Linked DNA regions of Homo sapiens: region 1 is linked to region 2. A link is a loop called in an ENCODE intact Hi-C map of the cell type or tissue named here. Cell type or tissue: PC-3. All regions are shown on one strand. Each heading gives the region's core, and the rest is flanking DNA. Links, peaks and the distances in the headings are about the cores only. Region 1 has its middle 210 kb from the start of DSEL-AS1. Region 2 has its middle 91 kb from the start of DSEL-AS1.

Region 1 (7,639 bases), core at 1,601-6,600, 110 kb before region 2:
AACCAACTTTTTTATTATAACTCTTTTAGTGGCTGTGAATTGGCATTTCATAATGACTTCGTTTTGCATTTATCTAATTGTTAATGATGTTGAACATATCTTCATAAACTTATTGTACATCTTGGGAAAATGTGTATTCAAATATTTCATGTATCTTTAATTGGGTAGTCTATTTATTACTGAGATATACAATTTCTTTAAATATTATATATACTGGACTCACATAAAATTTGCAAATGTTTTCTGCATTGTATGAATTGTCTTTTGACTTCATTGATACTGCTCTTTGAAGGGCAATAGTCATTAGTTTTTACGAAGCCCAGTTGATCTTTTTTTTTTTTTTAGTTGCTTGTGCTTTTAGGGTCAGGCCTAAGAAACAATTACCTAATCCAATGTCATAAAGATTTACACCTATATTTTCCTTAAAGGGTTTTATAGTTTTAGATCTTATATTTATGTCTTTATCTATTTGAGTCGGTTTTTGTACATAGTATTAGATAGGAGTCCAACATTGTTACTTTTCTCATGTGGGTTTCCACTTGTCCCAGAATCATTTGCTGGAAAAAAAAATATTCTTCTCCAGTGAATTGTCTAGGTACGCTTGTCAAAAATAAATTGACTATAAATATAAGTATTTATTTCTGGTTTCTCAATTCTATTGTCTATGTATATCTAATTCTAGTACAATACAAAATTGATTACTGAAGATTTGTAGTAAGTTTTGAAGCTAAGAAATGTAGTAAGATTTAAAATTAGGAAAAGTGTCCTCAGACTTGGTTCTTTCTTATTATTGTTTTGGCTGTTATGATTTCTTGCATTTTCATATAAATTTAAGGATCAGCTTGTCAATTTTTGCAAAAATACAAAAAAAGGTCAGTTAAAGTTTTGATAGATTTGTTGGTGAATACATAGACTAACGTGGGGAATATTGTCATCTTAGCTATGTTAAATCTTCTAAATCATAAACACAGAATATCTTTGATATAGATAATTGTTCTTTAATATCAGCTCATATATTTAACATACGATAAAAAATTTTTGTACTACTAGTGTAATGTGTTTACATGGTAATAGTATAGCGTTATCTTCTGGTGACATTGAAAAACTGTAAACTTGCCTATAAGATGATAAAATTAATAATAGGGTTATTAATTGTTGTAATTTAAAAAAGTTAAAATAAATAACACAGCTGAAAATGTATAAAGACATTTCATAGGAAAAATGATAAACTGGTATATATATGTATATATATACACACACACACATCAGAATATACTTCTGATTTTGAAAAGTTAAAATAAATAACATAGCTGAAAATTTATAAAGAAAGATATTTCATAGGAAAAAGGATAAATTGGTATATACACACACACACACACACACATCAGAATATACTTCTATCTGTATATGTTTTCAGACTTCAATATTTATTTATTTATTCTTAGATAGGGTCTTGCTATGTTTCCTAGGCTGGAGTACAGTAGCACGATCATAGCTCACTGCAGCCTTGAACTCCTAGGCTCAAGCAGTTTTCCTGCTTCTGCTTCCTGAGTAGGTAGGGCTACAGGCTCATGGCAACATGCCTGGCTACATTTATTTTTTGTAGAATTGGAGTCTTGCTATGGTACCCAGGCTGGTCCCAAACTTTTGGCCTCAAATGACCCTTCCACCTCAGTCTCCCAAATTGCTAAGATCAGACTCCCATATTAAAGAAATAGCTCCGGAAAAAGCAACAAGTAAGTTATAACAATTTCACAAATTACAATTTAACTAATCTTTTTCTGGAATCAGAGTATTTTACAAGGGTTCAATAGAGACCATGCAGAGAGTTTGTATTTCTACAATCTGTTTTTCCTCTATGTTCAATTGTAATCATTTAAACACTCAGCCAAGAGCTTCCCAAGAATGAAAGGGCAGCTGAAATGTCCTGAGAACAATCATATCTATATTACATAAGCCACAATAGGACATAGGCATGAACATGGCTCTAATGTCCTATAACTTCCACCTTGTTAAAGTTATCTGGCAAAATAAAGAAACACCAGCATCAGTTCATAAAAAAGAATGTACAATGTTCATAAAGAAGAATTGTGCAAGCTAACAATGTTAATTTGTAAATAAGCCTGCATTCTTAGTGACAGTGTCATAGCAAAAGGAGTGTTACTTTAGCAAAAGTAACAAAAAACTAGATTTGAATCTCCGTTAGCCTATATATTCATGGTGAAACAAAGGTGAGTTTTATTGTAGCACAGGCTTTTAATATACTGGTCATGGCTGCTAAATTAACTGTGGTGATGTCTAAAGTTTTCAAGTCTCGTGACAGATTTTGTTTCTCATCTACTCTGAAGCTGACAGCTGCCATTACGGCTGCCTCTGCAAGTCTTACTGACATTCTGGGTGTCAAGACTGACGAGCATTACTTGCTATGATTTAAAGGGAAAAGAAATGCTTGTCCTTTATAAATAAGTATTAGATATTGGAAATATGTTTATTAGTGAATAGAAAAATATTGGAATGGTTAAAAAGTTTAATTAATAATTTATATCTACATACAGTAGTGCAAAATTTGGATTAAATAGCATATGGATTAAGTTTTAGGAAGCAAAATCAGAAATAAAATGAGAAGAAAAAACAAGAAGTAGTTTATCTCAGGAGCTCAGAGCTTTTAGTGTGTGTAACTAATTTATGGCTTTCAAAATTGCAAGATGTTTAAACATGTTTAATAACATCCAGACTAAGACAAATAGCAAAAATTGTCAATATAAATTTTTCCAAGCCCATAAATGTTAAGAGTTGAAAAGTACCTTAATGTAATTTACTCCATCCCTCAACTTTACAGAGGATGAAGCTGAGGACTACAAAAGTAAAGTGATTACCCAATACAAGAGAACTAATAAGAAAGAGTTCTCCTGATTCCCATGACTGCCAATATTGACAAAAGATATTTCTTATCCCTCAATATGCTATGATTAATGAATGTTATATTAAGTATAGTATTCTCTTTAGCCTTTGTTCTGGACCAAATGCTTGTGTCTCCCTAAAGTTCATGTGTTGATGTCCTAACTCCCAATAGGATGGTAGCTGGAAGTGGGGTCTTTGGAAGGTAATTAGGTTTAGATGAGGTCATAAGGGTGGGACAGCACGATGGGATTAATGCCCTGATAATAAGAGGAAGAGAGACCAATGTTCTCCCTCTCTCTGTGGTATGAGGACACAGTGAGAAGGTGGCCTTTCTTCAAGCCAGTAAGAGTATCTTTACCTCACCTGAAACGGAATCTACCGGCACCATAATCATAGATTTCTTAGACTCCACGACTGTGAAAAATAAATAACTGGCTGGGCGCGGTGGCTCACGCCTGTAATCCCAGCACTTTGGGAGGCGGAAGCGGGCAGATCACAAGGTCAGGAGTTCAAGAACAGCTTGACCAACATGGTGAAACCCCTGTCTCTACTAAAAACACAAAAATTAGCCGGACGTGGTGGCGGTTGCCTGTAATCCCGGGTACTCAGGAGGTTGAGGCAAGAGAATTGCTTGAACCCAGGAGGCAGAGGTTGCAGTGAGCTGAGACCACGCCATTGCACTCCAGTCTGGGAGACAGAGCGAGACTCCGTCTCAAAAATAAATAACTAAATAAATAATAAAATAAATAAATAAATACCTGTTGTTTAAGTCACTCAGTCTGTGGTATTTTGTTATAGCAGCCTGAGCTAAGCAAACCTAATAGCACTTATACTTTTCTAAATTGCAGAATTATACTTCTAAGTATAATTAATTCAGGGGTTACTGGATATAGTGTTCCTGATTGAATTGAGAAAACAAGTAATTTAAATCAACTGAAACAATGTTGAAAATGCAATAACCTAAAATATCCTGAGCAGAAATCTAACTATTTCTAAAATACAGTGAGAGTAATATCTTCCATTGTCATCACGAAAATTATCTTCTTTTTCTTTCATAACACTTTCTTGTTCCACTCTTATTATTTCTGAGTCAGAAAGGTGCCAGAAATGTTTATTCAAAATATAAGTTTTCATTTTTAAATTTGAATGTTTATATTTAGGTAAAAGCCTGACTTTCCTGTCCCAAAATAATTATTTATATAATATTGACATTTACTCCATGTATTCCAATAACCTTGATAATTTTAAAAGACAAAATTGTATGACTAAATTGACAATAGATTTTTAAGATTTATTAATATATTATAAGAGAAAAGACAAGACCAGTAACAAACATAGCATACCTTCTCAAGAAAGTATTGTTGGTATTAAAATAACAAAGAATGGTAATTCTTCACCAAGTTGATAGTTTAAACTGCTTTGAGATGGCATGGGAAGGAAGTTATTAAGCTATGATTCAGAGGACACCAGGGACCTTCAGGGCAGTGTGACCATAGACTTAAGTTATGATTCATGAGAATATGTACACATTGTGAATTTATTGAAATTTTAAAGAACTGCATCTTTAATTTAATAAAATTTTAAAGATCTGCTTAAATGTAATGAAAAATGGTTATATGGTTTTTAACTGTGAGCCAAAAAGATTAAATTTGGCATTTTGAGATTTATTTCAACACATTGTGCTATAAATATTGGGTTTTATTACTTTTTTACAGCATAAGCCTCAAAGAGACACCCAAATATATTTTTAGTTTCTCATACATTTAATAAGAACCTATTCAAACTTTTTAAATAATAAATTTGGCTCCTATAAGTATGAATCATGACATTAAAAACTGGTAAAATAGAAGAAACAAATGGCACATGAGAACTGCTATATCACTTCACAAAGAATATAATTTTAAAAAATTATTCAAGTCTCATTTCTAAAATTTGTTCCCTCCTTAATTACAAAGCTCTTGATGCATTAGTTCAGGTCTTTCATATGCAAAAAAATAGCTGACCTGAGAAAATACTTTTCAGCAGAAAGGATAAACTAATATTTTAATAAATATTGGTTTACTTACTATTCAGTTGTAAAGATTTCGTTTAACTTGGCAACATATTCATTACTTTTTCATTTTATTTTGACAATTAAAATGGTGCAACTGAAAACTGAAGTTTTATTTCAACACTACAGACAGACTCAATCTGGCAATTTTCACCAGATGTTTGAGTATATGCTATAACATATAAGACAGTGTAAGCATTCATAAAATACTATTTATCATGCAAATTTAGTATAAAAAATCCTCTTTTGCTAGCTAATGTTTGTTATTAAATAAATATGTTTGGAATAATTTATTTAAATATCAACAGAATTTATTGTTGAAGAAAATATTCTGATTATCAAGACAATTTATAAATATGTATTCAAGATGTTTGAGATGTTTTAACTTATGTTTTGATACTAAAGAAACTAATTTCATCAAGTCTGTAACTACTGTATAAAGACATTGAGAGCGTGTTTTCATATAAGTATTCTCCCTGATATTATGGTCTGTTTATTCAAATCTATTGAAACATTCCTTCTAATTATGATACTAAGTTTTACATTGTTACAGAATTTTCCTTGGTGTCCTGTATTTAAAAAACACCACCTTGCTATTCTTAAATGTGCAGCTGACTATTTCAGAGTGTAATGGGCCCAGTGATAATTATTTTTAGACAAAATTATTATTGTACAAAAAAAATTAGCAAGATGCTATTTGGAAAAGTGTTCAGGGTATTAATATGATGCACATCATCTAACAGGCATGTAAAAATCATATTTAGCAATAGACTGACAATTTGCTTGATTGTATTAGTTAGAAATCCCTATGTGAGTGAAAATAAAATTTCCTAAAATTCAGCCTGTTTTTTTATTATCAAGCTAAATAATAATAATTGTGAAAAAGTGCAGATTCTGTACTATTTATTTTCCAACTGAAATAACCAGGGAATTGCATCTACTAGGGGAGAGAGTGGTATTAATCTTTATTTGTATCAATAATTGATTTTGTTTGCATCAGTAGTTAATCATAGCAATTTGGTGGGCCAAGTCATTTGTTAAGTAAAATTTTTCATATCACAGTGGCGTCATTGTATGTTAATTATTTATTTATATTTGATTACATTTATTTTGTTTGTTAATAGCCATATAATGATAACTCAACAATGATAATATGCTCTTCGATACAACAAAAGACTCTTCAGTTCTATTTAGGGAAAACAGGGTAGGGCATTCAGTTTACTGTAAAATCACAACTTTATTATCAAAACAAAGAAAATGTTAAAAATCGAGGACATAAAAATGACCACCATATGCATATTTTGTTATGAAATTCTGTTCTTTCTTCTATAATTTTGGAAAAATAACAAATTTAAAAAAGGGATCAAGTTTGTCTTGAGTTTTGAAGAGAGTGGAGTGTTTAATATATATTTGTGCATCTATAAATAGAAATATTCTACATTTAAATGTTAAACTGATAGTAAAACATACCAGAAACATTCCAAGGAAGAATATAAAAAGGATATTACCATACCTCATATTTTTAAAAGTTATTATTATGACTCTGACCAATAAAATAAACATGAAATGAATGCTGTAATTTGGGAAAAGAAAATTAATTTTTTTATTTGAAAACATTTTAAATACAGACTCAAAAATTTTAACGGGCTTAATTGAGAAATTACTATGTATAGAAAGTTCAGTAAATCTTCTAAGTACAAGATAAATGCTAAAGAAACCTACTTATAATCCTAGATAGAAAGGCTGAATCTTGTAAAGATGTAGTTTTCTAAATTAATTTTAATGTATCACAAGTCACCAAGTGTATGCGATACACATAAGGGAAAAAAGCTAATATTAGTAACGAAACCCAGAAAGGTTTCTGGGATATATCAGAGATGAATTAAGTTAAGAAGATATTTAGAATAAACTAGAAATTCTCTGTCCTTGACAAATAATAAGACAATAAAATTTTACTACTAACATTATTAAGATAATTATCTTTAGCATATCAATTATTACAATATATGAGAATTGGCAAATGAGACTGATCACTGGAATATACTTTGAATAAAATTACTTAGAAGAGCCATTTGTAAATACCCAGTGAGTAGTACACAGTATAAGAGCAGCAATTACAAATATAGATGTCTACAGGAGCACTTATTCATATATGCACAAGAGGATATTATAGGACTGTTTACAATATTTAGAAGAGTTAACAGCATCTGAGAAACCATTATCCAGTCTTACTAGGGACTATATAAACAAACTGGCTTATTATTTAGTAAAAAATAAATTATGCAACATTAAAAATAAATGAATTTGTTCTATATGTAATATTGTGCATGAATTTCAGAAATCCAATATTAAATAATGAAAACCGATATACAACATGATATTTTAATGCAAATGTTGAAACCCACAAAGCAATAATGTATGTTACATGGATATATATGTTGGTAATAAAAGTTTTTTTAAAAAATCATATACATGAAATATACCAATTTCAGAAAAGAATTACATGTAAGATTTAAAAAGGGAACATGTTACATCTGTAACAATTTATTTCTTAAAAATAATCTCTGAAACAGAAATGAAGCTTAATAAGTGTGCTTAATTTGATCATACATGCTTAGATGGTTACCTCTTAAAATTTCTTCAGGAGTGAAAACTTTTATAAATAAACACATTTTTATTTAAACATTT
Region 2 (7,639 bases), core at 1,081-6,080:
TTTTGAGATAAAGTGCTGACTTTAATTCACACATTTATCTTAGTTATTCCAAAAATATGTATTCCAACACTTCAACTTTGTCACCATGTCCTAAAATTTTGCTTAGGTGTACAAGACAAAGAGGAAATAGCTTAGACTCAGGGGTGCAACTAAATTCAAATCCCAGAGGTACTACTTACATGTTAGGTGGCTTTGGATACTTCACCTTCTAAGTCTCAATTTCCTCACTGATAAAACTACAAAGGAACTACATATCTATTTATGAGGTTGAAATTATCAGTTAAAATAATACAACTAAAATGTTTAGCCCTGTTTGGATGTCTTATAATTCATCTGTGAGTATTATAATACCATCATTCCTATTAACTCTATAAATTTTGTTATAATGTATACATCAGTAACTCTAACATGCTTACTTTCCTGTATATACATAATCATTTTTAATTCATAATGTTTAGGGTGGCTTTATGTGTACAGAAAGATTAAGCAGAAAGTACAAAGAGTTCCCATATACCACGGTCTCCACACTCACAACCTCGCATGTAGACATCCCAAACCACAGTATAACATTTGCTACAATCCATGAACCTATATTTACCTACATCATCACCCAGAGTCCATTATTTACATTAGGGTTCCACTCTTGATATTGTACATTTTATGAGTTTGGACAAATCTCTACGAACATGAATCCACCATTACGGTACCATACAGAATACTTTCACTGCTCTAAATATCCTCTACGCGCTGCCTATTTGTCCCGCCCTCCCCCAACCTCTGGCAACCCAGATCATTTCCTGTCTCCAGAGGTTTGCCTTTTCCAGAATGCCATATAGTTATACATATGCTATCATATAGTATAAAGCCATTTCAGATTGGCTTCTTTCACTTGGTAATTTGCATTTAAGTTTGCATCACCTCTTTGTATGGCTTGATATCTGATTTCTTTTTAGTGCTGAGTAAGATTCCATTGTCCAGATGTACGACAGTTTATCCATTTACCCAATGAAGGACACCTTGGTGGTGCCCTAGGTTTGGCAATTATAAATAAAGCTGCTACAAACATTCATGTGCAGGTCTTCGTGTGGACATAAGTTTTCAGTTCATTTGGGTAAAACCCAAGGAGCACAACTGTTGGATCCTATGATAAGAATATGTCTCGTTTCATTTAAAAAACCTGGGAAACTATCTTCCACAGTGGCTGTCCCTTTTTGTATTCCCACCAACAATGTTGGAAAGCCTATTGCCAGCATTTAGTGTTCTCAGTGTTTGGGATTTTGGCCAATCTGATAATAGTAAAATTTTTTATTTAAAATTATTTTTGAGATTTTTAAATAATTGCATTACTTTTATATATCATCTTGAGACTAATCTAGATGCATATTATATTAAATTATATCATCCAACAACATATTTTTCTCCATTTATTCAAGCCTCATGTTAAGTTTATTTTAGGTGTTTTTATATTTGTTCCTAGGATAAATGAAATGCTTTCTTCTGCTTCATTTTTCTATTAAGTTTTGAAGAATTTGGGGGATAATTGTGTTTAGTTATTAATTTATTTATAACTGATGACTAAATTTTCTTCAGTTCTAATAGTTTTGCATTATTTCTTCCAGTAAGCAATGATTGCAAAACTATGGATTTCTAAAGCTTCATCCAATAAAGAGATTTTCTGGGTAAAAGAACAACTGAAACATGAACATACCACACATGCAGAATTCAACATCAAGGTGGTTACCAAGTAATGGAGAGCCATCAGCAACACTTAGTTTTTATAAATCTCCAGTGACTGGAGTGGGCCACTGCTCTCTGCCATGATACAGCAACAGGACTTTGTTGTTATTGATTTTTGGATATTGTTTGTTTGGGGCAGTAACAGCAGCAGTAGATATTCTACATGAGGGAGTTAGAATGTATGTTATTTGGAATAAAGTAACAGGTCTTATGGTTGGAAATAAAAATGTAATCAGTAAAATAATTATTTCAGAGTCTGAAATGAACAGCCAAAAAGTGCACTTCTATCTGATTTCATGTGACTCTTGGATTCTGAAATTATCTCAACTCTGAATAATATTTTGAATTAGCCATGCTATTTAACAAACTTTACAGAGTGAAAATTATTGGCATGGTTAAAATTCTTAAGTCACAAGTCTCTGGTGGTGAATGACAGTATATTACATTGGTCAAGAGGTCCTCATAGGGAACAAAGTATTTCCTGAAAAGCATAATTTAATGTCAGCATTGGGTTGAATATGAGCATCACTCTAGGTCCTTGTGTGGTTTGTGCCAATGAGAGAAGAAGGCTATCTAGATAAGTGATATGGGAGAATGTAGAGCCCCAACCTGGAAGGAGGTGATCAAAAGTGGGGATGTAGAAAATAGTCGTGGCAACCAGGGGGATGATCCCATGGGCATAGCTAAGAGATGCATGCTCAAGATGATTAAACCCTGCTCAAGATGATTAAAAATGTGTAAAGTCTGTAAAATCCCAATATGCTTGGTGTGAGTGATTTTGGTAGCTGTTATTGAAGCTGATTAAAGGCTGAGCTTCATATTGGGTCACTGTAGTTAAAGACAATAAAATGACATCCCAAAAAATTAAGAAGCAGAGGCCAGAACATAACACAATGGAGGCTAAGTTCTAATATAGTAAACAAGTTGGGGCAAGAAAAGTTCTCCATGTAGGTTGGGATGGCTATAGAGTGGTTCCATTCATATGTCTTTCAAGATAACCTGCAGCTGGATGCATAATTGACCAATGGCCTCCACTGAAGGCTGAAACCCAGGTTGCTCCCAGCCAAAGACTGACCAGGCAGGATTACTACTAGCATTGGCCCAGTCCTGTCCAACCTGGGACCCTTCCAACAGACAACCTTGCTCAGGTATTCCCCAAAGTCTGGGGAAAAAAAAAATTTCTGAAAACTGTCTTTTTAATGTATATGCTGTAAAAAGTATGTGATATAAACAAATCCATCCAACTCTGCTTGAAAACCCCCAGTAAAATTTGCTTGGCTAAAACAATTTTAGTAAGAGAGCCATGCAAAGCAAAGTAATTCTAGGATATCCATCAATGTTAGGCTGTTGTTTTCCTTGCAAGAAATAGAGATTTATTCATATAATATCAGGCCATTCAAAGGATAACAGGGAAGACCAAAAGTTTAGGAAATTTGTGGTAATGCCAACACCCGGTTTCACATAGTCTAATGTGTGTGAAAAACAGGAATTAAAAAGGTTCAAAGGTTCAACACAGTTTCAGAATTCTATTCCTAATTTTCCTTACATCAGATTTTCTCTCTCCTCTCCTGCTTTTCTCTGTCTCCTCTCTCTCTCTCTCACACACACACACACAAATAATACTTCTAAATACTTTTGCATGTTTTATCTGTGCATATTCTTTTGTATTTTTTTCTTCTTTTACTGCCATCAGTAGATTTAAACTTTCTTTGCATTTCTCATTTTACACATTTTGAAAGCAAGAGTCTAATTGCATTGTGAATAGTTATCATTATGTTAGGCAGTTATTTTGAAATCAGGATCATTTTACAACTTTTTGTCCCAAGACATGATAGTCAATGGTAAAATATGGCCCACTAAGAGTGTAACCTCCACAGAGAATTCTAAGTGTGGCATCTGACCTTAAATTAAATGAGGAATATGGAAATATATGATACCCTTATTGAGAAAGAATGGGCATTGCTCAGTAATATACTGAATTGACAGGAATAAGCCAGTTATGCAAGATAGAGATATCTTCTGGGGCAAAGGGTAGCCAGCTTACTGACCAGAATAATAAAAATAACATCTCCTTTTGGCACAAAGCACAGTCAAGCTTAATCACCCATATAAAAAGTTCAGGGTTCTTCTGTAACACAATCCACTGTGTATGTGAGGTGTCACCTAGCCCTCTTCATGTTGCCCTATGGGAATTGCAGCTCTGATATCTGGCATGATAAAAGCCAATACTGTGGATATGACTGTTGGTGTGAGTCATAAAATCCTTTGTCTCTGACTCAGGAGTCTCTTGTCTTCTGCTTTCATGAAGCTGCAGCAGGCTAATGTGTTAACTTACACATAAGGAAAAAAAAATCTCTGTCCTTTCATAATTCTTAACAGTTCTGGTGATAAAGATGGGGTTGCTGAGAGGAACATGGATTTTTGAAAAAGGAAGGAAGGATGAGGACCTCATGAGCTGATTAACATGATATGAGGAAAGTCCATAAGAATTAATAAACATATTGACTAAAATATATGGTCAATCAAGTAATATGTCATCCTTCTGTCAGTTATTGGAGGTATGGTTGCAGGCTGAACCTACCAAGAAGTAGGTTCAGAGACAAATGCCTGAACATTGCCTGGCCTGCTGCTAACTCCCTTTCAGGGGTTCAGTCAGCCTTGCATCTACCCATTTTAACAACCAGTACTAAGATTTGTCCTGGGAAGCCAAAAGTTTCCAATTCCTTTCAGAAAAAAAAAAAAAAAGGTTAAATAGCTGAGCACCTATATTGAGAGAGAATAGATGGAAACTTGTAGCCTATGGGCATAACACAAATACATTATTAGATCAATTGTGAGGTGAGAGAGTGAGCGGCTTCACCCTTGTTATGCTTCCATAACATCGGCAACAGCTGGGCAGTCTTATAGCTCAGCCACTCCTGCAATCTATGACGTCAACCTTCGATCTTTTTGATAATGACAGTAAAACATCTGAGTTGTTTCTGTTTGTTTGTTTGTTTTTAAGTGATTCCTGGAAACTACCTGTAAACTTCAGCTTTCTCAGGAAGATTTCTCAGAAACAGATTAATTCCCATGTAAAGTCGTTGATGATGCATTGAGTAGTGTACTGGCATTTAGTGCCCTAGATGGTGTTTACAGTGCTGATGAAGGTGGACCATTAGCAAATGAAACATGAAACCCCCAAAATATAAATTTTTGCAGTCAACCTGATTACTCGGGGAAACTTACCTTGCACTTAAATTGAAACCAGGCATGAATTTATGAGATATCATCAAGCTAATGGAGAGCAAATGCCTCAGATTAAGGTGGGCTCCCCCAAGAAGTTGGTGAGAGCCAAGCTCACAGTGGCCAGAAAGAGCAAACCCTCTAATACTAGAAAGAAAGCGCTATGTCTTTGGCTGGAACAGCTGGGTAAAGAGACTCCTGAGGGAAAAATACACAATGTCTAGAATGATGACATTGCCACCTACCTCCCCATTATGTATATCTTTGGGTGCAACACATGCATTTGAATATTGCTTGGTTGAACTGCAAGCAGACATCTTGCTGCTAACAAATGAAAGTAAATCTGTGTAGCTCACTAGACAGAGATGCTCTCTCCTTCTCTGCCCTAACCCCTTCCTCCTTCTGCATTCCTACCTCAGCAACTTAAAGGGGCTAGATGATTAAAGATGGATCTAAGATCTCACTGTGCCAACCAGGAACTAAAGGTCATATACTTCTGTCCCCTGAGCTGGGTTATCTAAGAGGGGGGAAGAAATGAAACCTTTACGGCTTTGTTGGTTCCACATGTACAAGTCATCTTTCTACTTGGTGTCATTGGGGCTGAGATCACATGCATTCAGTTTACTAGAGCTGGCAGTCTTCACGATGAGGACAGAATCCAATATGACCTTTTGGATGCAACTCTTCAGGCTGATTCAATGTAGTTTTGGCTTCTACATGTAAATATATAGTAGGAATTGAAGCATTATGGGCTTGTACTTCTGCATCTCATAGTTTGGATAAAAGAATAGATTTTGTGTTCTATAATCATTCTATTACATTATGCTAACAAAAACCATTTGTCCAGGAAAGGTCTCCCTTTCCTGATGAATTATACAGATATGGATATAGATATATTCTCCAACCTAATACAAAATAAAATAGTTTTCATTTATTTGAAAAAGGAAAAAAAATACATTACATATGTTCTCCAACCCAGTAAAAGATCAGCCTCAAAATGGAAAAGGAACAATAAAAGTTAGATTAACTTAAAGATTTTTGTTAGCTAGTTAGATTTTGTTAGCTTTTTCAATACCTAAATATGTCTTTTTCAAAAACAAAACTAAAAGGCAATCCCTCGAATCTGTTGTGTGACAAAAGTCTTCAGATTTTCTGTTGGTTCATAATAGAGTGAATTAGGTTGTCAAAATATAGCTGGCAGATCAATAAATGTTCAATAACTATAAGGAAAAGGAGGTATAGGCTAGTGGGGAATAATTTATTTAGGTATCTGTTATGCTAGCAGAGCTCATGATCATTCTGCAAATGTGGCATCACTTACTGCAGTAAGCCATTCCTTACACATTACTGAGGTTTGGTGTCTTTCCTCAGTGCTCCCATATGCCTTGTTTACGAATTTACTATTCTGCATTATGATGGCATTTCTCCTTAAACAAACAGTAAGTTTCTTAAAGGCAGGGATTTTATCTTATTATTCTTTGCCACATACCAAGGTTACCACAGCAAGTTACTCATTTTATTTTCTAGACGAATACATAAATGAATATATTAGGAGAAATGCATCCTAAACCCCCTTGGAAAAAAAATCATTTGCCAGAATTGTTGAACTACTACTTCCTTTATGGTCTGTTAAATCAGTATCAGATGGGTCCTCATATATAGGAAATACTTCATATATATGTTAATACAGAACAACAGTGGTATCCCGAAAAGATACCATTACTAAGCTTGGCTTTTTTTTAAAAGTAAATGTAATAAAAATTCAATAGGTTTGTTTGGATTTGCCTTCATGAAATAAGCAAAACTCTGTTTAGCTGTCAGTAAAAATGATGTTCGGCAAGTCTTTGTAGACCACATGCTTGAGCCTTTTCTTGTTACATTTTGAAGTAGAAAGCTTGCTCCTTGTCACCTTCAATTTGACATTTTACAGGAACTAGAAACATAAGTCATGTAGAGAAACATGTTACATATTGTTTTTTCCCCTCTAGCTGACCACCAATAATCTTAAATGTCAACAACGTCAGATTTCAATTTTGTTCACTGAATCACCACACTGTGGATTGAAAAACTGATCTCTACCACTTTTATTGTTCTAAATGTTTCCTATGTGGTGATTAAAAGAAAAAGAAAAACATTTGACTGGCTTGGCAGATGGTTTTATATTACCTCTGTTTAAATATAATACTTTAAACTTCTTATTGAATCAGGCAAATGGAATGGAGCATTCGCCTGCTTCATAAAATATGTTTAAACTAAGAAGGAAGTCAGCTCTCTGGATTGGCTTGCAGCTGTTACTTACCTTTTTTTGTTGTTGTGGGGGTGGTAAGGTGCCTACTATGTGAAGTATATTATATGAGTTGTGGATTGGTTACAAAAATGAATGACACGAATATCTGTTTTGACAGATTTTAATTCACCATATTCATAAAAAAATAAGAATTTCACTGGGTGTGGTGGCTCACGCCTGTAATCCCAGCACTTTGGGAGGCTGAGGTGGGCAGATCACGAGGTCAGGAGATCGAAACCATCCTGACTAACACGGTGAAACTCCGTCTGTACTAAAAAAATACAAAAAAATTAGCCAGGCGTGGTGGCGGGTGCCTGTAGTCCCAGCTACTCCGGAGGCTGAGGCAGGAGAATGGCCTGAACCTGGGAGGCGGAGCTTGCAGTGAGCCAA

Evidence for each region. Peaks named below come from ENCODE experiments on the same cell type or tissue, not always from the same donor. Only the 100,000 strongest peaks of a DNase experiment are listed, where the experiment ranks them.
Region 1: it touches region 2 in a loop (3-fold over the local background); 1 of 110 quality-filtered maps calls a loop at or near these places.

What each region holds. Positions count from the first base shown.
Region 1 is chr18:67,306,668-67,314,306 of GRCh38, forward strand. No RefSeq gene overlaps it. Among named protein-coding and RNA genes, the nearest start is that of DSEL-AS1, 210 kb to the right of the region's middle. In PC-3, for the core only: no CTCF peak of the experiment used is centred there; a DNase peak (open chromatin) is centred at 4,374; H3K27ac peaks cover 1,390 bases.
Region 2 is chr18:67,421,999-67,429,637 of GRCh38, forward strand. No RefSeq gene overlaps it. Among named protein-coding and RNA genes, the nearest start is that of DSEL-AS1, 91 kb to the right of the region's middle. In PC-3, for the core only: no CTCF peak of the experiment used is centred there; a DNase peak (open chromatin) is centred at 3,923; H3K27ac peaks cover 520 bases.